Regions from separate parts of the Mus musculus genome. Here region 1 is linked to region 2. A link is a loop called in an ENCODE intact Hi-C map of the cell type or tissue named here. Cell type or tissue: left cerebral cortex. All regions are shown on one strand. Links, peaks and the distances in the headings refer to the core of each region. The heading gives the core; the rest is flanking DNA.

Evidence for each region. A loop is a pair of places that touch in the nucleus more often than their neighbours do. Peaks named below come from ENCODE experiments on the same cell type or tissue, not always from the same donor. Only the 100,000 strongest peaks of a DNase experiment are listed, where the experiment ranks them.
Region 1: a loop joins it to region 2, with 6 times the contacts of the local background. A loop is called at or near these places in 4 of 42 quality-filtered maps.

What each region holds. Positions count from the first base shown.
Region 1 is chr8:68,727,490-68,740,171 of GRCm38, forward strand. It overlaps Csgalnact1 (chondroitin sulfate N-acetylgalactosaminyltransferase 1), which reads right to left and starts at 7,657. Exons shown (of 10, transcript NM_172753.5): 1 at 7,537-7,657. In left cerebral cortex, for the core only: a CTCF peak has its summit at 5,176; DNase peaks (open chromatin) are centred at 5,167, 6,785 and 6,993; H3K4me3 peaks cover 1,310 bases; H3K27ac peaks cover 852 bases.
Region 2 is chr8:68,638,145-68,650,826 of GRCm38, forward strand. It overlaps Csgalnact1 (chondroitin sulfate N-acetylgalactosaminyltransferase 1), which reads right to left. Exons shown (of 10, transcript NM_172753.5): 2 at 7,655-7,791. Among named protein-coding and RNA genes, the nearest start is that of Csgalnact1, 91 kb to the right of the region's middle. In left cerebral cortex, for the core only: no CTCF peak of the experiment used is centred there; DNase peaks (open chromatin) are centred at 6,185 and 6,860; H3K27ac peaks cover 636 bases.

The sequences.
Region 1 (12,682 bases), core at 3,608-7,607, 88 kb after region 2:
GACAAATGGTTCTCTAACCCTATCCTGCATTTATTTTTTTTTTCAAAACCCTGACCTCAGCTTCTCTTGCACCTGGGCAGGTCCTATTTACTTACTCACAGAAGGGTTGGCTTAAGCCTATGTGCCATCACACAATAAATAATGTCTCTAGGCCTCCTGCTCTATGACTGAAAGAGCTGGTCCTAAACTGTAATGATTCTGTAAAACCCACATTCCTGCCCCACCACACACAGCATCTACTCTGCACACCAAACAAGGCTGCTCATTATCATAAAACCACCAGGCACATCTTGGTAAAACCCACCCTGGCCTACAACACAGCCCACTATACAGGCTGTGCCAACAAGACACACCCAGAGGCCCCGGTGGTTCTGGCTCCCAGCCACACAGTGAAACAGACATGGATGTCTCTAACCAAATCCCCAAGTGGAAGGGGGGAAAGGAGGCTCATTTCTTCTGTGATATCAACTAACCCTTGAAATCTCAAGTGGGAATCAGCAGAGAGTTAGTAATTTTGATTTAACTCCTTGCTGAATGCGCCACCTTCAGAAAAGCCTGTAGTCAGAGTCTAGGGAGAGAGACGTGTCTGTTAGGCAACACACAAAGCTGGATACAGAAGGGCTTCAGTTCTCTTGTGAGTTCCTGGGCAGAGCCTGTCTGTAAGCTCTGCAGTTCAGAACCACCAAACTAGCCCCAGCCCCTCAAATACAATCTGCTAAGAGTTGGCCTTGCATACCCCAAAATCCTGAACATTTTCTGCTTTGGCCTACTTCAAACTTCACTTCTAACTTCTTCCAATTTCCCTAAATACCCTCTGTAGTGGCTATTCCTGGTTACTATATAGAGACTACCCATAAGTTCTGTGACTCTAGAGAACCCTGACTAATACACCTTCTTCTTACTCTCCAGCCCAGCCTTATTCTACATCATTAGCATCTACAGTAGGCACTAAGCTGCTATTGGATCCTAGCCTCTTCTGGTCAGCTTTGGAAATGCCCAAGTGGGGTAGGGAGCCTAGACTAGCTAGTGCCAGTCCACAGATTGCCTAATATCATTGCCCAGTCTGCCCCAGCTCTAAGAGAGAGAACCAGAAAAGAGCATCCTTTTCAAGGGTTGATCACACTCTACCTTGGACTTCAGGTATCATTATTTTTATGCTCATCCAACTAGTCAGTACTAGATGGAAGAAGGGAAAGATTGGAGACCATGAGAGGAGATATCTAAGAAAGAACAGTAGGGAGGCACTATCATAGGTACCAGCTACTTCCAGTGGCATAGCATTTTTCTGAGATCTCAATTACTTCTGGCAAGAAGTCAAAAATGTATTGTCCCCATTATGCACACAAAATTTATACATGGAGACTAAGAGTTGGGAGTCTAAGAAGAGATCCAGCTGTGCTAACAAACCCAGAGCTGCCCATCTCCGAGTTATAACACGCACCCTGTCCCTACATTGTCCCCTTTTTATAGTTTTTGAATTATCTAGTAGAAAATCTTTATATAATGTGAGCATATGCACTTTGCTCAATGAATGCATGAATGACTGTCCCCAGCCTTCACTTTTATGTTCTGAAACCCACATTCTTGATTTTATCCACATATTCTTCTTCAACTTCCCTGCAAAGTGCCTTGATAAGAAGGTAACTATTATCCAGGCAGTGGTAGGACATGCCTCTAAACTCAGCACTGGGAAAACTGAGGCAGGCAGACCTCTGAGTGGGAAGACAGCCTGGTCTATAGAACAAGTTTCAGGACACTGTGAGATACACAGAGAAACCCTGTCTTGGGAGGGAAAAAAAAGCTAGAGAGGGGGTGGGAAGAGAAGAGGAGAAAAGAAAGAAGTTCATTGTCACATAGGAAACTTATTTAAGTTATTTACAATGTATTTTGGGCTACTAGAAAAAACTCTGGATGTACAAACATATAAATAACAAGTGCTGAAGCAAGTCTGATAAAGCCCCATTTGTTATCTTGCTCCATCCTGCTCAGAAATAGATACCAATACAATAAAGTAATGGAAATCAATGTCCTAGAACTCCAAGACATTTCTCCAACCCTCAGAACTCCAAGACATTTGCTCAATTGTCACTTCAAGGAGTTTATGTTGAGAAAAACAAACAACAACAAAAAACAAAAACCAATCTATGGTGGAGGCTAGAGAACAGCTCAGTCAATAAGAAGCTTGCCTGCCATGCAAGACTGGGGACCAATAGGTCCCCAGGATTCACAGAGAACTCAGGCTGTGGTGGTGTGTGTGCACTTGTAATCCTGGTGCTCGGAAGACATAGACAATGGAATTCCTATCCAGCTACTTCCACTCACCATCTAGACAGCCTAGCCTAATCAGTGGTGGATAGCTCCTAAGAAACAACACCCTACCTTGACCTCTGGCCTACATATACATGGGTATTTACATACATGTTCACTCCCATTCACATGTACATGGGAGGGGGTACTGGGAATAGCAGAGGTTCTAGGTGGGACCAGGCAGATGTAGATTTAAGCCCAGCTCTAGCATCCAACCTTACACAAGTATCATCTCCAAAACTTTCGTTCTCTCACCTTTAAAGTGCAGATAATAATAGTACACATAGCCCAAAGTGGCTGTGCAAACCGCATGAGCACTTCATGTCCCGTGCTTAACACAGCATTAACCAATTTTATAGTGGAAAGAATTACATTGCAATGAAATATAATGAGAAACCTTCAATGAAGTATCCGACTTTGCAAGTACTACCAGAGGTACTAAATTCACTGAATCTTTGCCACTGAGTATTTCTATGGTTATAGTGATCTTGATCTATACTGAAAGCAACCCAGGCAATAATTATAATAAACACTAACAGAGATACATACATATGTATGTATATAATTTACTACCTGGTAGGCATTCTTCTCAGCACTTCTATAGACAGCACTTTACACATGGCTGTGTAGAATGTACCACACAGGAACACCCAGCAAAGAGGTAACTGGCTCTGAACTCTAATGTGCTATGTGTTTGCCAGGTTTAACAGCCTGGCCCAGGAGGGTCAATCACACATGAAAGGAATACCCAAGTAGTAAATTGTACAAGGACAACTCATGTGCTAGCAGCAGCACCATTAAAACATATTGGCCAATTTAGCAGCAAGTATCCACGCTAGGCATGGTGGAGCTTGCCTGTAATCCCAGCCTTCTGGAGGCTTAGGCGGGAACAGGCTCACAAAGTCAAGGTCAGCTTCAGCTGCACTAGGAAGAGCCTTTCTAAAGAATGTTTTAAGTATATGAAAAGGAAAGACAAGAAAAGATCATTTCTGAGGGTACCCTAAAGCAGAATAGGCGATGTTCACAAAACTATCAGTGAAGATTGCTGAACTAAGCTGTGCCTTGGGAATACAAAAATCAATCCGTATAAACAGACAGCTCCCACCTACCTACTGTGCTTTCTGCTTTCCTCTTCATCAACCCAAATGTTCTTGGTGTGTGGAAATAAAGCAAAGGAGCAGATGCAACCCCAGGATAACCAAATGTTTGGTTTTTGCATTGCCTCGAAACAACAGAAATCGCTGTGCCGCCTGTGCCTAAGTGACAGGTTCACAGTTGTCATTTCCTTACAGGTGGCATCTCCCAGATGCAGGTCTCTAAAAATGACTCGCAGGTATAAAGAGCCATTCATTTCCTGCACCTTGGGCAAGCATCCATAATCTTTGTCAGCTTGGGGTTCTTGGCCAAAACTAAATCACTGTGTTCTGCAGCAAGCCGCGTGTCTATCATTTTGGCTGAGGCTCAGCTTCGGTCTTGGGAAGGGGAAGGACAGGCTGAGAGGTGCCAAGCCCTTCCCTAGCTGGAGGTTAAAACCTCTTCTGGTTCTAGAACAGCATTCCTTTGTACAAACAGGATCTGCACAACTCTTTGATATGCCAGAACCCTAAAAGCAATCCAAAGAATTCCGCTTAATCAGGGGGAGATGATAATAAACAACCATCTATGGCCCCTTCACAGTTAAAGTTAGTCCTTTTATTTTGTTCCTTAGCCACAGCGTGATCTATACCTTCATTAAAAAACAACAATCATATCACCTTGCCTTCAAATCACAACATGAGGACATCTGAACTTGATGTTTGTAACGTTTCTGAATTCAGAAAGGCTCTGCTAAATAAGAAGAGAAAGCCCTTTGTGAGAACTGGGGTCTCAAGGTGCTAACTTCTGTTACCTTAGCCGATGTTTCAGTGCAGAGTAGAAGTGCTTAGTTTCTCAGACTAAATTAAGTCTCACTGAAAACCTGAAATTTTTCTCTTATTTATTTGCAAACAGTATGACGATATTGGGGACAATAATGCCCATTTACATATACTGTCAGTGCTTCTTTTACCAAATAACAAGATATATCTAGGAAATAAAGACACCTTTAAGTTGTCCAACAAATATTCTAAAGCCCAACTAACTTCATTAAAATCAGAATATACAAGAGTGTTTCAAAACCCGTAGCTGGGAGTGGTAGCTCAGGGACCACTGCAAGGTTGCAGCCAGCCTGGGCTTCATACTTGAGGCTCTAACTTCAACCAAACTTCTCACACAGAAGATACCCTGAGTGCTACATTGTAGAATGTAACAAGACATCTTAAAGGCAAATTTTAATGTAGCTCCAAGAAGAAAAAGAGGCAGAGAAGAAGAAGGGGAGAGGGTAGGGAAGGGAGGAGCTCCAACTCGCTATATAAAAAAGGCAATTCATATTATTTTAGTCCTACAAGTATCCGTTTAGAAGAAAAAGCTATTTAAAATACATTGAAAGATTAAGTGAAAAAAATCCACCAAAAACAGATGGACAAACACACACACACACAGAAAGAGAGAGAGAGAGAGAGAGAGAGAGAGAGAGAACATTAAATTCTACATCTGAATTGTATATTTATTTCCTAAATTTAAAAAAACCTCCATATTTGAATATTATAATATAAAAAGTTTTTAAAAAAGCCAAATTTTTAAGTCTCTAAAGTTATGTTTTAAACCACATTGATTCCATCAAAGAGGGGGCTTTCACTGATCTCCAGGCCTTTTATAGTCCTTTTTATATGCACGTCCTTCTCTGATGAAGAACGTTCAAGTTCTTTGCTACTGAAAGGACAGAAGGATGGGAACATATGACAGCCCAGGGTAATCCAGTGTACCAAGGAGGCCCCTAGTGGCAGAGCCACTACTCTGAGACCTCAGCTATTACAAGTTTTATAAGACCACTTTATCATGAGGCCCAAATCAATAGGTAATAAAGTCTACCTGAGCTCAGCCTCTTTAGTACCTCTGTTAGCCTTAATATATGGTAGGGCTATAATTTACAGTCCCAAGGTCCCTTCATCAGGAGTACACGAAGAAGGATGTGAGCTGAAGAATAACTTCATTGCACTGTAAGCTTCAAATCAGTAAAGGTGTAGGAAGTCCTTGCTGCTTGCCATTGAATGGCACAGGGTAAGCAAGAAAGGCAACAGCCACTCACAGCTTACTGTTTCTTCTTTGGGTGTGGCATCATCTTATTTAGCACAGAGCTGGGAAACAGGGAGACTGGGAAGTCCACTTCATCATCCCTAATCCTGATGATGGATTCTCAACCCAAAGAAACCCATGAAGCACTGCCTACTACCATTCTCGAGAGAGCCAACATCCAAGCAGGGAATATTATACAGGAAATCCGATGGTCTTCAGTGGTAATGACCTCATGGATGGATGCATAGATGGAGCATGAATCAACAAGCAAAAGATCACATAAAAGAAGGAATTATTATTGTTAATGCTTTAAGTGTCAAAGCATATCTAAAAGTATTTAAGAGAGGCAAAGGATAGCATTTGGGAGGGGTCTACTGTATCTCTGGGTGCTTAGAAAAGAATGTTATTTCACTCTGTCAAGTATTGTTATCAAATGAAGAATCTTGAAACCATTTAATATGTGACTGGCCCTGGGTCATGCAGCTAAAAAGTAGGATGAACCTCTTGGATGCCAGTTCTCCGAAACAGCAAACACAATCTCACAATGATGTAAATGGGTGAATCTAAACAATGGATATTTTTTTTCTTTGAAGCTCGCTAATATGGCTTGCAACTAGATATAGGAGATCTGAGACAAGAAGATGGAGAGAAATTAAAGTAATATCTCGTAATTTGGAGTGACAGCAGGTGTGTCCCAATCTGCAAAGTTCAAGCTTGACAATTACACCGTGCTAATTATTCAGACACTAATCACACAAGAAAACCTCAGTGCTTTAAGTACGTTCATGATTTTGTCTTAGGCTGTTTTAATAGCTGTTCTTCACCCTACGAAGCTCACTTCCTGAGCTCACCCTAGTGAAGCACATTGGACACATCCATTAGGTAGTTGATTCAATGCAGAGGAGTGATCATATATGTATTAGGTTCCTACAATGGGAATTGCCCATCTCATATTTTCTGGAAGCTCAACACATAATCCCTCTGTTACAGCAATCCCTCTTCTGTGTGTTCAGGTGACCTTTTATGCCTAGAGAACCAGTTACTCTCTGCCTTACACTTCTGTTTCCAAGTTTGTTAGACTTCTCTCCACGCAGCAGAACCCATAGTTTATTAATGCTCAAGGACCATAATAATTGGAGCTCTCTTGAACAAAAAGTGTCAACACAATCCAATAAACCCCGTGGAATTGCTAGGGTTTACTAGATATTTAAATTCTTTATAAATATAGAATCGTAGTTAGTTGTCTTTAATGACATTTAAGTCAAAACTGTGCCAAGTCGTTGCAATCTGAATAAAAAATGGATTTTGCAAAATACAGCCATCCGATCATTCATTACTACTTCATTTTTAGCGTCCACTGAGGATATGTACAATAGTGTTAACGTCTTTTCCTCCATAACTTCAGAATCACTGACGACAGGGGTACAGGTGCAGGAAGTGTGGCGGAAACAAACAACTTTGCCTTCGCCCAGCACAGCTTTCCTTTTCCTCCAGCCCTCGGAATGCCCCACTGCACCCCTAGACCATTCCCTGGAAGAGCTTCTCCCCGCCCCTGGCACATACAACTGCATGCAGTCACATGCAGATGTGAAGACCCTTGGGATCCAGAGAGTCACCATCGCGGCGGCACAATGCAGGGGAGCGTGCTGCCCACGGGCCACCCTCTTCATCACAGCAAATACAATCCAAAAACAGCAAACTAGAGGCACCCGCACATATGCCAAGGCTACTTTGAAGTGGGGTTTCTGGAGAGTAAGCCAACAGCTGGGGGCTCAATTACCGCTGAAGAAGCTGAGCTGGCCGTGGGGTGCGGCACGGGACCCTCGCGCGTCCACCTAGAGACACCGATCCCTCCACGCGCCTCGCAAGGGCTACAGAGGGCAGTGATTCCGGAGTCCTCAGCCCTAGGACAGCAGTGGTCTCTGGAAGCCAGCGGTGCAGGCGTCCTCCCGGCTGACAGAGAGCCACCCTGAGGTCGAGGTCGGGGGCAGTGGCGCGGACTGGAAAACGGCAGCGACACGCCCGCACATAGCGGGCCACACCCGTCCAGCCCTCAGGGTAGGGACCCCGACTTACCCCAGGCAACACTGCAGACAGCGGAGCCGGATCCCTCGGCTACGCTGCTCCCCTGCTGCCGCTGAACTTTCCCTCCTGCGAGGCGGCCCTGGGCTCGGCTCCACCTCCAGTTCCAACAGCCGCTGAGCCTCCAGGGACCCGGAGCAGTAGGGGGAGGGGGAAAGCGGGGAGCGCGGGCTGAACAGCGGCCAAGCACAGCGCCGGCCTCCGAGTGGGAGCCCGAGGAGCCGAGAGCTGAGAGGTGGGGGTAGCGTGGGCCTCAGGGCTGGGGTCGTGTATGGCTGCAGTCATCTAATTCCTCCAGGGCCAGTCTGCAGTGCGTCCCCGCTCCAGGTCCGAGCAGAGCAGGGTGCCCTGGTTGAGAGACTGTCACTGCAGGGAGCATGAGTGGAGAGCAGGGTCTCCTGTACCGTAGAGACTTCAAGTGTGATTGATCACCAACATCAGAGAAGTTGGCGATAGAGACTAGGGCACTGTTGGAAGTTGCGCCCCAACAGAGAGGGGGCATCTATCCTACAAGTTCGTCCCCACTCCCCAACTCATCCCCGAGGCATTTGCGCTGCTAGGACTGTCCTAATGGCTTGCCTCCAAAACTTCTTACACTCTACTTGAGAGAATTAATAAGATAGTCACTGTTTTGGGTGCCCTGAGTTGTAGTAATAAGGCCTTCAGTAAGAAGCTTTTATTTACAAAAGATCAGAAACCCCTTTAACCCTTCAGCCCCAACTGTGGCTAAGCGATGTCTGTAAGGACCTCTAGCGGCCACATCCCTACATCAACTCAGCTGAGATTCGTGGAAAAATAGAAGAATCCGTGTTTGCCAAATCACAAAACATACAGTGTAATTTTTCTAGCTGCATCAAAGTACTGCATGATAGGAAGATAACAAAGAGTTAACACTGCATAGATATGCACGTACATATGTGGACATCAGTTATTTCTCACAGATTAGCTCCTAGCATCCTCAAAAGGCAATCATATGGCAATTTCCATTTGCAGATGGACGTCACTAGGTGGAAGTCAGGGTTTTTTGATTTCACACTTAGTAGGTAGTCGGGCAACTTCTTCAGAGCTTTTGTCCTAACTGCCACTAAAGCATTCCTGTCTTCATCTACTGATAGGTTCTTCTAGTTCTGATTGCTTTCACCTACTGAAGTAGCTCTCATCTCTTTACTCAATGGTGTCTCCAGAATCATGTAATAAAGTTATACATAGGTTTTAGTTTGGAAAAATGGGCTAGAAATTCTGAGTATGCCATGGCCCCAGCACAGACATGCCCTGCAGGCTATGTGAAAGATAGAGAACATACTTTATATCTTGCGTGCGCCCGACTCAACCAGCAAGAATGACGCTGCAACAGGATCCTTCTGCACACGTTTATTGGGAGAGCTTGATTGCAGAAGCAAAGAGACCCCAAGCCCAGAACTTGTGCTGCTTATATAGGCCTAGGAGAGGCGTGTCTCACACCCAGATTGGTTATGCACTATACCTCATTTGCATGTTCCTCATCTGATTGGTTACTCTCTCTTAGTACCTCACAGAGTCTCATTATCATACCTCATTTGCATGTCTCACATCTGATTGGCTATACTCTCAAAACCTCATTATCATGCCCGGGCCAGGCAGTATCTTGGCAAAAAACTTTACTGCATATGTACACATTGGTTGTTTGTCCAAACTTATGCATGGTGGCCAGCAGTAGCCAGCGCCACTCTGCAACGGCACATGTGGCTTCCCACATTTATAGATACAATAATCTCTATTACTCTAAATAGAATAAAGAAGGGGACCACTTAAGGGTCGACTGTGGTTCCTTTATGGGTGTTTAGCATGTGGAGGTGCATCAGGTCACCACTTTCGAACGTCTCCCACTTGGATATTGGCTCTGGGGTATTGCAGGAGATACCAACGCATATGCCAGTGTGTCACTGCATGCCAATTGAAAGCCAGTTTTCCGGGACCGGTGTCCTTCTGTTTTTAATAGCTTCAATAGTATATGAAAAATAATTGAATTGAGAAAGTGATAACGCAATTAAACTAAGTAACAGCATCATTAAGAGAAGATACCTTTTCCTGGGTGAACAAGAGAGAAATTTACAGTGGATTATCTGCTCAGGAAGTTCTCTTACAGAGTTCTGTCATGTGGACATTTTATCTCCATCATCAGGAGAGGCAGCCCCCGACAAAACTGAACAGTGAAACTAGCAGAAAGATGGATTTCCATGCATGCCCTAGAGCCAAGGACCAGAAAGGCTGGGCAGAACACTAAGCCTAGATGTAGTTTCTGTTTTATTATTTAGAGACTCAGTCTCATGAGTCCAGGATGATGTCAAACTCATGGTAGCCAAGAACCACTTTCAACCTATGATCCTCCTGCCTTGGGCTCCTGAGTGCTATGATTACAGACATTCACTGTAATGAATGTAAAGGTCAGCGTTGGATGAAAAAATTAAAAAGGAACAAAAAGAGAAGACATTTTGTGTGGCCTCCTGGGAACTAGGATTATAGACATAAACCTAGCCTCGCTAAAACCAGTTTCTAAGATTTACTACCAAAAAGGAAAAATTTACTACTTGGATTTTAGCTTGTACCTGAAATGTTATAGAGTTAAAATATATTTCATAAGCATGATTTAGAAATTAAATTATGCTGTTTGAATTTTCAAGGACATACTAAAGATATGTTATTGTCATACTGCCAATGTGGGAACAGTAAGGAGACACATAAACAGGTTTCGAAAGAAGTGAATGGACAACAGCAGTGTGACTTAAAGTAGAAAGCTTTTGTGTTTATAAAAGGCAGGTGTGCGTATTAGACCTGTGTGTGTGTGAGAGAGAGAGAGAGAAAGAGAGAGAGAGAGTGTGTCTGTCTGTCTGTCTGTCTGTCTGTCTGTGTCCAGACTGGCTTGAACCTCACTACATAGCCCAGAGTGGCCTCAAACTTGTGACAATCCTCCTTCCTCAGCCCAAGTGTAAGCATGTGAGCCTAAAGCTCACACCTGGCTTTGGTGTGCTAATCACCTGCTTAAATAGATACTGCAGAGCTGTTAAATGCTGAGTACAGAACTACTTCATATAATCCTAGATCACATGTCTCAGATCACCAGGGTCCTTGAGAAACTTGATCCAAGCCATCCAGGAGATATAGCAGTTGTGAAACTCATTCATTAAAGCTCAATTGCTTTTCTTTTGAGAGCTCCACTGAAGTTGTGTTGACTCTCCCTTCAAATCAGTTCCACTAATCAGGGTTATCTGATTCTCAGATCACAGAAATGTGCTGTGTAGTCAGCGGCGGGTCATTAGATGTAAGGCGTTTTCTGTTCAGAGATTAGAGATTAGCCAGTTAGTACTGTTGTAGGCGGAAGTCATTAAGATAGGGTCTAATTATATTCTATGCAGTCCACTTTTTAAAACCTTGGAACTATGAAATAGAATTCTAAATAAATTTTCATGTAAAATGAATAAAGTAAATAATGTTTGAACCAAATAAGTAGATTCTTAGGGAAAGTTTTATAACTCAAATACAGTATGGGCTGAACTAATAACTGTTGTCTGAATGGGAGACACTTAAAGTTCTTTGGGATGTCTCCATAGTCAGATCTTTAAATGCATGAACCACAAAAACCATTATTTTGGCTGGACATGGGCAAGGTAGAGTCAAAGGATCTTGACTTTGAAGCCATCCTGGGCTATCTAACAAGTTCAAGGCCAGCCTGAGTTATACAGTAAGATGCTAACTTTAAAAATTAACAATAAGCCAGGACTGGAAGGCAGGTTACAGGGAGTGTACTTACCCAGTATGCGCAAGGCTTGGTTCCCAGCACCCCTCCCCCAATTAATGAATCGGTTGTTTTACAGTATTTACATAAAATGTACATGATTCATGCTTTTCTTTCTAGCTCAATCCCGGAGGCTTGAAAGACAGAAATACCCCCTCCCAAACTGCTCTTTTCTCCATATGACAGACCGGAGCCATTCTTTGGGGTGACACTTCTGTCAGTGTAGGTAAGACCTCAAATAAAAGCTGGCACACCCCTTGCTTTAAAGGTGGCTCTTTCACCCTATCCCTGTGCACTGCATGGCCTCTCACTTTGGAAAACACGAAAAAGTTGCAGAAGGTCATTCAAAAAAAAAAAAAAAAACAAGATGAGTAGAACGCCAGGAAGCAGTTCACATCTGCCTGCATCCTTCAGTTCACATCTGCCTGCATCCATGTGACACAAACCCAGACAAGCAAGCACACGCATGGGATGCTCAGAGCAGGGGCTTTCCTTGCCAAGGTAGTTACATTTGCTCACCAGTGTTCAGAAATCTCACTCACCCAAGGCCTTTAATCATGACTAGTAACACTCATTTTCTTCCCTTTTTTTTCTTCTACATTTCATATTACATCTTAAGTTATTTTGTGAGCATGCTAACTATTTCCTTTTAATTTTTGTTGCATTTATATTTGTTTGGAGTACATGTGTGTGCATGTGAGCCACAGTGCTCATATGGAGATCAGGGTACAATCCGATAGAATCACTCTCTCATTGTACTCGGTGGGTCCTGGGGATCAAAATTAGGTCATCAAGTTTAGTGGTGGGTGCCCTTACCTGCTGAGCCATCTCATTAACTCTCATTTTCAAATATTAAATATTATTTTCTCTTTGATAACTCATATCTCTAAAGGGCACAAACAGGTTCCTCTAACTTTAGCTTCAGCTCTAATTTGTTTTAAACTGGTGGTGGATAGGCTTATTTGAAGTTATTATCATCTTTCCAACCATTATCATCATCTTAGATCATTTATTATTTAGGTCAATATTATAAAACCCCTGTCCTGCTTTCATGCCTTCACTCTGTACCCTTCCACTGGCCTAGAGATACACTGTAGTAAGCTGTCCATTAATAAAATATGTTTCAATAACACACATTATTGTAAGACTCTTTATTACTGACTGTCAACAGTAGAATGTTTGGAGGAGTGTTCAAGGATATTAGGAGCACTACTGTAGGATATGTCTGCACTAAACAGAGGAAACTGCTCAGCGACAGGAAGAGCAAGGCCATTCAGAATCAATAACCCCTCAAGAAAAAACTGCCTCAGGAAAGCAACAAGTGAGCTGCTGCCCCAGATGACAAAGACAGAGAGGTCAAGCTGAGAA
Region 2 (12,682 bases), core at 4,607-8,606:
AGGAAGTGCTTGCTGCTCCCTGAGGTTCATGAAATCTTATCTCCAAGCTGGAGGCAGGGAATGTAGACACCTTAGGACTCTTGTCAGTTCCAAGCCCTCCTCATTAGATGTCTGCAGCCACCAAATGATAGTGCTAGGAATCAGGTGGTATATGTGTCCCACACATAGCTCTTAACTCACAATAAGGGAATAGTACCACAGAAAAGTTAAATAACACATTGCAGTTCCCATGAAAAAAATTAAAATTTCTTCTACTTCTCCCTATTCTCTACAGATATGTTAACCACTATGTTAAAATGTTCTTTCCAAAGTGTGTTGATTTCTAATCTACCCTGGAATCTTATGAATGTAGTGATTGAACTTTTGATTGACACAATGAGAGCGTAGTAATGAATGACAATGGAAGACTAGCATCAGTTATGCTTCCCTTGAGCCATGTATGATGGATATTGCAAGGGGTCAAGGCCCTTCATGGAGCACAACCACTAAATGGCAGGAAGGAAAAGGTATTTGAAACATAAAACCCAATGTCTGCCCCTTGAATGAGGAACACTTTCAAAAAGCTGAAAAGATCATTTACTGCTTCATCAGACAGAATGTGGAAATCACAGGCCATAAATCATGATAACTCACAGAACAGAGCATGGAATGGAAGATTATTCCATCCATATATTTTCATTACAGAAGCATTAAGCATGGGCATAAATTCAAGCATTCGACAAAACATGTGAAAAACGAATTAAAGTCTATGAGTGGTCATGAGATTTTTCTCCAACTAAATATTTAAAATGAATGTAATTACAGTGCAGATCAGAGCCATTGTCTCTGAAAATGAAAGTAGTTCAATTGAACTCCAGAATTTAAAATTTTCAAATATTAGAAATGGAAGCTGTAAGCACTGTAAGAAAGACAAAAGCAACTAAATAGACCATGTTAATCGACACAAGAAAAGGTAGTTTTGACAAGTACGGTTTCCTGTTTTTTATTAAATGAAAAACAAACATGGCAGAGTAAAAAATGTTTCCATTAATTTGTAATTTCATTTATTTATTTGTGTGTACCAAAGAGCTCATGTGGCAGTCGAAGAAAAACTTGTGGGAATTGGTTATCTTCTTCCACCACATGGGATCTGGGGATCATACTCAGGTCAGCAGGCTTGGTGGCCATGATTCTATCTACTAGGCCATTGCTTGCCCTCAACATCTCTTTTTAAGCTTTGTAAATTAATAGGAAATTGCATTTCTTCTATTCTTTCATTGTCACCTGTTCTCTAGAATCGCCCTAAGATATATTTTGGGGTCAATCACATCTCAGCTAGTTGCTCTGCTCACTCAGTCCTCATCTCAGACACACACGCACACAAAATCACATAATACACACATTTCTAGAAAAATAATCAAATATTTAGCACAAGTCTCCTAATTATTTTCTGAATATTCTGAAGAACTCTTTTAAAGTAAAGACAAAGTTCAAAATTTAAATAATACAAGAGAATTTAACTGATTCATGATTTCATGAATAAACCCAAACTCAGAGATTTAATTCTACACATCTAAATGGCTAATCTACTTAAAATAAATATAATTATTATAAGTAACCTTTGAAATGAATATCCTAACTGCAATACTATGAAAACTCTAATAATTAATAAATAATGATTATACAACATTAGCATAACTTATAAGCTTCTAGTAACCATGTTTAGATATCAAAATGTCTATTTACTGGTTATGAAACAACTTGTACACAAAGAAATAAGCTAAAGCAGCATTAAAACCATAACACTGAATGAACATCCATATTATATTGATCATATTGACAAAATTCTGAAAATCACAGTCTGCAAAATCTGAAAACAATCCTAGCTCTAGTGGGCTTCTTACAGATGCATTCACAGACTCAAGGTAAATGCATTTTGATTTCCAACTGCATAGCTCCAATGAAAACAGTGCCTGACAAACACAGAAGTGGATGCTCACAGTCAGCTATTGGATGGATCATAGGGCCACCAATGGAGGAGCTAGAGAAAGTACCCAAGGAGCTAAAGGGGTCTGCAACCCTATAGGTGGAACAACAATATGAACTAACCAGTACCCCGGAGCTCTTGACTCTAGCTGCATATGTATCAAAAGATGGCCTAGTCAGCCATCACTGGAAAGAGAGGCCCCTTGGTCTTGCAACTTTATATGCCTCAGTACAGGGAAACACCAGGGCCAAGAAGTGGGAGTGGGTAGGTAGGGGAGTGGGGGGCAAGGGTATGGGGGACTTCTGAGATAGCATTTGAAATGTAAATGAGTCGATCCATCCCATAATTAGCCTCCAAACAATGACACCATTGCAAACACTAGCAAGCGTTTGGTGCAAGGACTCTAATATAGCCGTCTCTTGTGAGACTAGGCCGGGGCCTAACAAACACAGAAGTGGATGCTCACAGTCAACTATTGGATGGATCACAGGGCCCCCAATGGAGGAGCTAGAGAAAGTATCCAAGGAGCTAAAGAGATCTGCAACCCTGTAGGTGCAACATTATGAACTAACCAGTACCCCGGAGCTCTTGACTCTAGCTGCATATGTATCAAAAGATGGCCTAGTCGGCCATCACTGGAAAGAGAGGCCCACTGGACAGGCAAACTTTATATGCCCCAGTACAGGGGAATGCCAGGGCCAAAAAATGGGAATGGGTGGGTAAGGGAGTAGGGGGGGGGGTGTGGGAGGCTTTTGGGATAGCATTGGAAATGTAATTGAGGAAAATAGGTAATAAAAAAAATAAGAAAAAAATAAAAATAAAAAAAAAGAAATGTAAATGAGGAAAATACCTAATAAAAATGTAAAAAATAATTTAAAAAAAAGATGAACTTATTTTCTCAATAGTTGTTAGAGTAAGTTTGCAGATCCAGGGTCTACTCCAATTGTGTTGTTGGAATCACAGAAGGCAAGAAGAAGCCTTATAATGCTAATTATAAAAAGCTTTTCCCCTTGGATCATGGACCTTCATTTAATAATTGAATTCAGGGGAAAAGAACACTATCACAAATCCCAAAAACTGCTGACAACCTCTGTGTCAAACACAATGGAAACTGTGAACCTTTTCTTTTAAACCTCATGTCCAATGTTACACCTCGCACCATCCCTTAGGAGGCTGAACCTGGGGGAACTTACTCCAGCCCCAAAGTCTTCCTAAACCTGCTGAAAGGACACAATCTAGAATCACTTGGGGAGAGAGTGTCCACAAAGGATTACCCAGGTGACTTGGTTTGTAGGAATAACTGTGAGAGGTTGTCTTGATTTCCCTAATTGATATGGGAAAGCCTAGTCCACTATGGGCAGTACTATTCTCTAGCTTGAGGCCTTATATTATACAATAGTAGAAACGACTCTGAGGGCTAGGTATGCATTCATGACATTAAATATGATATGACCTGCTATTTCTAACACCTATTACTGTGACTTCCCTAAAGCGATGACATATATAGCCTTGGAGATAAAATAAGCCCTTTCTCCCCTAAGTTGCTTTCGATGAAAGTATTTTTCATCTCATCTCTCACTAACTCATCTGCCTGTTCCCTGAAATCCTGCCCATGAACAACAGGCTGCCTCTCACAAAAGACACTCTTCCTATCCTTTCTTGATTTTTCTTATCCTCGTGTGCAGTCCTTTGTTTCTGCTAGGCTAGCAGCTACACCTACTAATGTTTTCATAATTCTGTCTTCATTACAATGTCCATGCACGCTTACCTACTCCTGAGGAATCTCTTCCTCTTTGAAATATTCAACAATAGGTCTTTCTGGCTTGTACTGTTAATGGACCATTTTTAGCTGATCTCTACAATTTCCTTCACTGCCTGCTGCAGTAATAAACAGCAGAATCTCAATAAGCCTTTATTGAATTGAGGAATCTGTTATGTAATATCCTTCTTCCACAAAATCAATCTATGCCTCTGAACAAAGCAATACCATTTTAACAGGAGATTACAGCAACCAAGTTTGATCTTGAATATTTCACTTTCATTTATTGCATTTTAAATATTAATAACAATCTGACATTAAATATATATGTGTATACATATATAGTGTCTCCAAAGGCACTCAAGCCACCCTAAACTACTCTGATGCTACCTGTGAAAAGTCAGAAACCATGTCTACTTTCTACATGGGAATCCAAGTATCCACTAACTAAAACACATAGAAATAACTCTAAGACCAGAAGAGCTTCCGCACTACTGAAGACAAGAAAAGTAGAAAATAGAAAGCTTTTTCTCAAGCAGCTTGTCATGTGCTTGAAGAAGAAGAAGAAGAAAAAAAAGGTAACACAAGAAACAAGAAAAGCATATGTTCTCCTAGTGTTTCTATGGTTGGTTTATGGCTTAAAATAGACTGAGCCAGATTCCACTGGGCTCCCATTGGAGGCAGATTTTTGACTGCTTCAGCTAACAGTGGTAAACATGGTTGTCTTGCAGCTTGGGGGCATTGCACTGAGGACCTGGCCCATTCTACTGCTGCCAGGAAAATTAAAGAAATAATGAGGCTAGAATCAGTACAGAATGTCATGAAAAAAACAACAGGATACAAGCTCATGTTCAAAGAAAACACAGATATTGACATTATAACCCAAACAACAAACCTAGGAAGAAGACAGACAAGGTTTGAGGGCAGACCTTAGCATGAACAGCGTGGAGTCCAGGAACCAGCATGTGGGCTCAGGAAAGAAAAATGATGGAGATGGTGGATAAAGAAAACAAAAATAGACTTAAGACTCAAGGGTTAGACAAGCCCAGAACCCAGACTATACACAACAGTTACAAAGATCTGTCTACATTCAACCAGAAGGATTTGGCTCTGCCCTCTTCAATCATTGATTCTCAGCCATTCCTAAAGACGACCTCTTTAGGTCTATATGAGGAATTCATGTGTAGTCTAACTACAGAGGAAATGCTTGTTTATCATAGAAAAACATAAAATTCAGAAAAATACAAGTATGACCAATCATATTATAATTTAACTTCATTTCTGTTATTAATTCGTTCATCGCTGTTTATTCTGAGCTTCTAGGTACAGTACATTGACTGCCCTTAGCTTTTGAGGAGTCACTGTGAACAACTTATATAAAAGTTTCTGCCACTAATAACTTATATTCTATCAGGAGATAAAGGTGGTAAAAAAGTGGTAGAAACAAATGAACATGGCAGCTTGCAAGAAGGCAACCAAAACTGCAGGAAGATGAAGGGCCATTGAGGATGGGTAGATGATGAGAGGTGCAGGACTAGGCAGAGGAGTAGCACAGACCACTATAGCATTCACAGCATGTCAGATTGAGAGCACAACATTAGCAAACTGATATATTTTACATCATACTTTTAATTTTTACATTTAAAATGTGACAAGCAATCCCCAACCCATTAAATATTAATTTACAGTATGGTTTTTAATGACTATGGAGAATTCCAATTTATTAGACACCATATCATTTAACTGTTCTGTTCTATGAGGCAATTAGATTTTTCTTGTTTCTGAATATGTGTGTACATGTATGTGAGTGCCTCTGTGTGTGTGTGTGTGTGTGTGTGTGTGTGTGTGTGTGTGTGTGTGTGTGTAACGAGAAAAGTAAAAATATGAACTTGTACAGAATCAGGAACATGGTGTTCAGTATATCAATACTTTAATACACAGGTCAGAAGTTTTACAAATGTGCTCCAATTCAGTCTCTCTCTCTCTCTCTCTCTCTCTCTCTCTCTCTCTCTCTCTCTCTCTCTCTCTCTCTCTCTCTCTCTCCCCTCCCCCTCCCCTCCCCTCCCCCTCCCCTCCCCTTCCCCCTCCTCTCCCCCTCTCCCTCTCCCTCTCCCTCTCTTTCTCTTTCTTGTTAAACTTTTCAACCACCCACACTTGACAATCTTTCATCAGCCTCACAGAAGTGCTCTGGCTTTCCCATCATTCTACCATCAAGTTCTTTACAAAGCAGAAATACTTTCCATAGTACAGAGGTCTTCCTTAAGTGCCTACATATCACAGAAACTGGTACCAAGAGGAACTAGCAATAACTACCCACTAGATTAATAAATAACAAAAAATTGCAGAGTATTCATGAAGAATTCTGCCTTCCATCTAGCTTTAGGGATGCCTGGAAATGTTTTCCTCCCACTGAAGCTTCCTTCTGCAAACAGGAGTGAGTCATATCTCAGACATATTTAGCACCTTCCTTGCAAGGTGTCAATGCATCGCCGAATGCCTTTAAGATACTGGAAACCACCGTGCAATCTGGACAGCTAAAGAATACTATTAACAACTGAGTAAACGGTAGACAGCCTGTAGAGACAATGCAGAAAACACTTTCATTGTTGTCTCTCTTTCTAGTCATGTCGATGTGACAACTACATAATATTTTGGTCTTGAAATTTAAGCAAGAAATAGATCTTAATAGTTTATAAACTACTTATCTTAAATTCTAGTCATAGCATGGTTAAACCTCGGCTCTTGTTTTTAAAAGAAACATGGTATACTGCCACAAAAAGAAGAAAAAGGACTAAATAAGACTTATACAAAGCTTGGCAAACAAGAAAAGGCTGAACTCCGAAAAGAAAATGGAAAATGTGAACAGAATACAGTGACCATTTATCATTTGAGATGGTTCATTATGGCGACATGCTACTGAATAATAATAGTTTCTCTGTTGTGGCAATAGGACATGCTAAGTTGTGAGCACTGTCTTTCATGCTTCATCAAAAACCTCCAGTCTAGTGCTAACTAGAAGTAAAAGTAATCTGAAATATTCTTCCTCTCCAATGCAGCCTTAGGAGAAGGAGGAAGCAAACATCGTCTTAGCGTTTCAAGTGGGAGGATGCAGACCCTGAGAGAATTAGTACCGTTTCTATGGATGATTCAGTTGGTTAGCTCAAACACTCACTCCAAAGGAACTCAGCTACAAGGCAATGTGGGTTTGAAAGTCCACACTGGGTATCTTAGTTTAAGTCTTTTCGCTATGTATCTGCTCTATCTTGGATGACTAATACTGATTGCCAACTGGGTAAGATTAGAATCACCATGGAAACAACTCTTGAATGTGTCTGAGAGGTAGTGTCTAGATTATATTAACTAAAGTGGAAAGACCCATCGTACGTATGAGATGCACCATTCTATGAGCTGGAATAAAAAAGATAAAGTGTACCCAAGGAGCTAAAAGGATCTGCAACCCTATAGGTGGAACAACATTATGAACTAACCAGTACCCCGGAGCTCTTGACTCTAGCTGCATATGTATCAAAAGATGGCCTAGTCGGCCATCACTGGAAAGAGAGGCCCATTGGACACGCAAACTTTATATGCCCCAGTACAGGGGAACGCCAGGGCCAAAAAGGGGGAGTGGGTGGGTAGGGGAGTGGGGGTGGGTGGGTATGGGGGACTTTTGGTATAGCATTGGAAATGTAAATGAGCTAAATACCTAATAAAAAATGGAAAAAAAAAAAGAGAAAGTGTGTTAAGCACCAGGATTCCTTTCTCACTGTTTCCAGTTATAGATACAATATGTCTTGCTGCCACCACTCCCCTGTACTGATAGACTGTATGTTCAAATTGAGTCAACATAAATGTTTCCTTCTTTAAATCGTCGGATGTTTTATCATAACAATGAGAAAAATAATGTTGACAACATCTTCACAACCAACCTGGTTATGCTCCAGAGGCAATAAAAAGTAGATCATTTGAAGATTCCAGCCACAGAAATGATTGTTTAAAGCTTCTCACACTGAGGACTGTAGATCCACATGGCAACTCTCCAATCTGTCATGCATGTTCAAGGAACCTATTCACAATAAAACAGATATCAGCAAGAAGGATCCCTGGAAGCAGGGGGCAGGTTGGAACAATTATGGCTCTATGAGTAAATGACAATGATTACCATCATTGTTATGTACAATGTGGTCCATACCAAGTTCAGTACTGCTTTGCCCCACCTTCCTCAAACTTCAAGATGTACTATTGAGTGAAAATTGGTTGTTCCTGCCTTTAATTTTCACATCTATACTTGGTAATTTGGTCTGATGTGACTCATACAACCAGATTTAAGTATGTAAGAGCCAGAACTTAATTCATCAGCTTCTACTATAGTGCTAACATTGGGTATTATAAAAGCAGACCTATGGTGTTCACTCTAAGGCCACTAGTGATTCATCTCTTTATCCTTCCTCTAATACAATGTTTTAGAAAAGATTAGAAATAACCATATCATCATCCTTTTAGTTAAGAATATACCATTTGTCTTTCAGTTCATTCATTCACCAAGTATGCACTGTCTATCCTGGCTAGGTACTTTTCTAGGAAACCACAGTATAGCACTGAAGGAGTAAACTCAAGCAGCTTATTATAAAAGAGTTAATAACAGGAAGCAGACAATGTATATAATCCAAATTGGATGAGTGCTATTAATATACTTTATAAGTAAGAGACGAAAGAGAGAGTAAGGGAGAGATAGGGTTTCTGTGGAGATGTTTGAGCAGGGATTAGAAGATAGGTAAAAGAGATAGCCCTATAGACAACTGGTGGAACATCCTTAGAACCAGAGGAATGGCAAGGACAAAGACCTACAGAAACACAATAGAAGAGCCAAAGAATGGCTAAAGATTAGTGACTAGAGTCAAATGAGTAATGAGAGAAATGCAAAAATGTGGAAAAAATGATGACTAAGAAATAGTAAGGTGTCAAGTACACATTTTAGATATATATTTTGAAAACACAACCAAGATTTACTAATGTATTGAAAATGAAATATAAGCAAATGAGAAAGCTATGGATGACTCCTGAACATGTCCTGAACAAAGGATGAATGGCAAGGCCCATGACTAAGATGGAAAACACCATATGCAATAGTTAAAATTGGTTGTCAACTTGATAGGATCTTGAATATCGAGGAGATAATCCTCTAGGCATGCCTATGAAGAAATTGGGTTTAATGATGTGGGAAGACCCACCATAAATATGGGTGGTACCATTCAATAGGCTGTAGTCCAGATTGAATGTAAAGGAAGGAGCTGTGCACACCTGTGGTGGTTTGAATATGTTTGGCCCAAACTGATTGGCCTTAAGATATAGGTTGGATACCCCCACAAGCTTTGTGCCACTATTGGCCTAGCATATCTTTCAGGCAGAACAGAATTCTTGAACATGGGTTTGTGGCTAGGTTGGTGTATACATTTCTCTTTTGGTAGCATGCAGAACACCATGCTATACGAAAGACACTAAAGCATAAGGGTGAAGGCCCTATGTAGGCACCAGCTTCACTTATCAGTGTTCCCTGAGTTTTTTAATCATCTTCAGCAATGGGGCCTTGCTAACTGATGGAACTTAGGTAGGATTCCTTTGTAGTGAATGTTGAAGCTTACAGATAACCAAGATATTCAAACTGTCTAAGAAAGCATTTTATTCAGTTAATGTTTTATTCTATTTACATATATATGTATGTGTATATATATGTATATATATATATATATATATATACATGTGTGTATATGTGTATGTGGTGTATGTGTGTGTATGTTTTGCCTACACATATGTATTTGAACCACATGAGTGCTTAATGCTCACTAAAGCTAGAATAAGTCATTTAATCTCCTGGAGTTGGAGTCGTAGATGGTTGTGAGTTCTCATGTGGGTTCTGGGAAATGAACCCAGGTCATCTGCAAGAGTGGCAGGAACTTCTATCCATCTCTGGCAAATGTTTAAGAAGGCTAGTAACTCTGTAAAGCTTGATCTCATTTTATTCTTGTGGCTGCGCAGTTACTGGTTATGGAAATTGATGCCAATAACTTGAGTAGAACGAATAATTGAGGTCAAGAAAGACCCTTCTACTTCAGCTTAGAGACTGAGGATCCAAGACAAATACTACAAAAGGATATATTAAAATAAAAACCTAATGTTAGGATTCTGTGACAACAGAAAAGTATTACAGCTATGTCTTACACTAACAAATCAAAATATCTTTAAACACTGAAAAAAGAAAAAATTATATACTTCTTGACCTACGAATGAAAGCTCTTCAGAACATGATAGACATTTCCCTGGAGGAGCAGCCAATACATTCAAATGACTGAGGGGGTTTCAGAGAGGACAAGGAAGTCTGTGAGGGAGCAGAAAGAGACTCCTGGCAGTGAACATAAGCCCGGGTTATAATAATGCTTGACAATGATAGAAGTCACTGCATTTAGTGATATCTATTAAGGGTCAGTGTAGAGCTGGGAGCCTTCCATTTCTATCAACATGTGATCCTAAGGAAAGGCTTAAATAGTCCTTCTTATTATCCCTACTTAAAGAGGAGGGAAAACCACATAGATGTTATGCAATTGGTGCCATGAAAAATTAATTCCATAAAGCTCAATGGAATGGATGCTTTTATTCCTGTTTTATGTATGTGGTGTGCATGCGTGTGTGTGTGTGTGTGTGTGTGTGTGTGTGTGTGTGTGTGTGTGTGTGTGTGTGTGTGTGCTGCAAAGCTATAAAAATGTAGCAATTTCATTCGATATGAAGATAAATCTCATTTTAATATACTGATAAGAGTGACAGGAGTCATCAAATGACCCACAAGCCACATTTAAATTCAAGAAGCTCTATTTCTGTTGACATTTCAGCAACTTCACCTTTCACCCTTCACACTTTATCCTTACACAGAGCTAAGCCCAGCATCAGCCCTGTGCATCCCTGTGTGCCAGTTCAAGGCCTCATGTTCCCCCTTCTGCCACGCTGTGCCTCTCCACATACAGAAGCTCATGTAAACCCCTCGGGAGACCCAAATAACAATCTTAGATTCTAGTACTAAATAAAAGAGAGGCAGGATGGGGTTAGACAACTGGTTCTCATGATGATTCTGTTTTAATCTCCTTATTTTCCAACCTCTGTTTCCTCACTTATTTAAAACAAAAGAAGTGAATTGAAATCTCAGGTCCTTGGAGCTGGAAGAGGCCTCACCAATTCAAAGCATATTTAATGCATCTATCAAGCCTAAGTATGTCAAGTACCTTCACAGATGCTAAAATATTCTAAAAATAACAGCACAATGATAAGTTTGTTTTGTTCCAATGCTCACTCATAAATCAGGTTTTCAAAGCTAGACTGGCACCTTCTCCAGGAGAGTGTTGTTAGGGATAGTTTCCATGTGACACCACAAAATTCTTTCTACCATTAAAGGATCTAAATGCAGTAATGAACACTAGCAAGGCAAGTATCCCCTAGGTGCCATACCTGGGCATCTGAAGAAACTTTCAGTCAAGGTAAGTCTAGAAAACTAAAATGAAAGTGAGCTGGGGGGGGGGGGGAGGAATACTGAAGCAGAAGGTGGAAGCAGAAAAGAACAGGTGTGCAAACAGAGAGGAGATGCACAGAGAGGAAGGAGGGTCCCTGTCCTTGATATTGTCTAGTCTTTTTATCATAGCAGAACTCTACCACCAACATCACCCACACTTCAGGAGGCCTGAAGGGCTCAGGAGCCACACAGAAGAAAGAGGCAAATGAAAAACAGAGGGTGTAGCCTCTGGGTCTACATGAGGCATACAACCCAAAACCCAGAGTCTATAAAAGGTTTCTTCTAAAATCAGTTTGCCACATCCTACCATCCTCAAATCAGGGTGCTCTCTTCACTCATACAGAGACTTGAAATGCTCTATCTTAGGTTGAACAACGCCCTATGCCCATGCTCTAGGCAACACACATCATGGGTCCCATTGATACCTCCTCCAGCCATACCATAGCCAGAGTTTCCCATAAGCCCAGCAGCATAAAAAACACATCATCCCTGTGAGAAAGAAAGCCATTTGTAGGCAGCTGTACATAAACATCGGACCTGCAGTTATAGATATGTACACATACCCCTCACTCTAAGATACAAACAGGGAGATTTTGAAAAGCAACTAAAGGCTGATGCTGAATTTAAATTTGGACCTGGCTTCCCAAGCCATTAGGAAGGTGTTTATAAAGATAGACACATAGAATCTGACTTGTAGATTGCTTGATGTAACTTAAATTGGTTAGAGAGATATGGCATACAAATGGCCCCAGAGCTAGCAAGTGTCAAGGGTGGTCCCATCTCTCGTAGTACGCCAAGAAAAGAATCAGAAAGCTTGGTAATAGGTTCTCAAACTTTCTCCCCTCCCCAAGGACTCTTCTTAACTGGAAATAAGCTGTCAACCAGTACCCAGCAGTATTATACCCATTAGGGAAAGTGTCCCTGTGTTCCATAATTACACAGGGAATCCAAATGAAGACTGTTGTCACCACCTCAGACATGCAGTCACCCTTCCATGCCTTCCTTGGTGCTCTGGTTGGAGAGGCCACAGAAGTACTCATTAAGACACCTATGGTTGAGAACCTACAAGTCGTACTGTTTAAATTAAAACCATATTCAACTGAGATCAGCCTAAGCCTTGAATAAGTCACAAATGCAGATTCAGTTATTCTGTGTGGTTCAAAGGCATGCCACAACACAACCTGAGCATGGCAGCTGAACCTAGGACATGCCTGTCTGCCCACATTGGAGATGTGGCTTATGCAACCTTTTCTAAAAGCACTGGAAAGGATAAACACAAGACTGCTCTGCATCCAGATACAGGAGCCCTCCTCGTCCCTCGGTCTACAGGAGAGGGCTGCCAGGCAAACATTCAAACCTCAAGGAAATCCATAGGGTATGAGCTTGTCTATGAACTTCATAC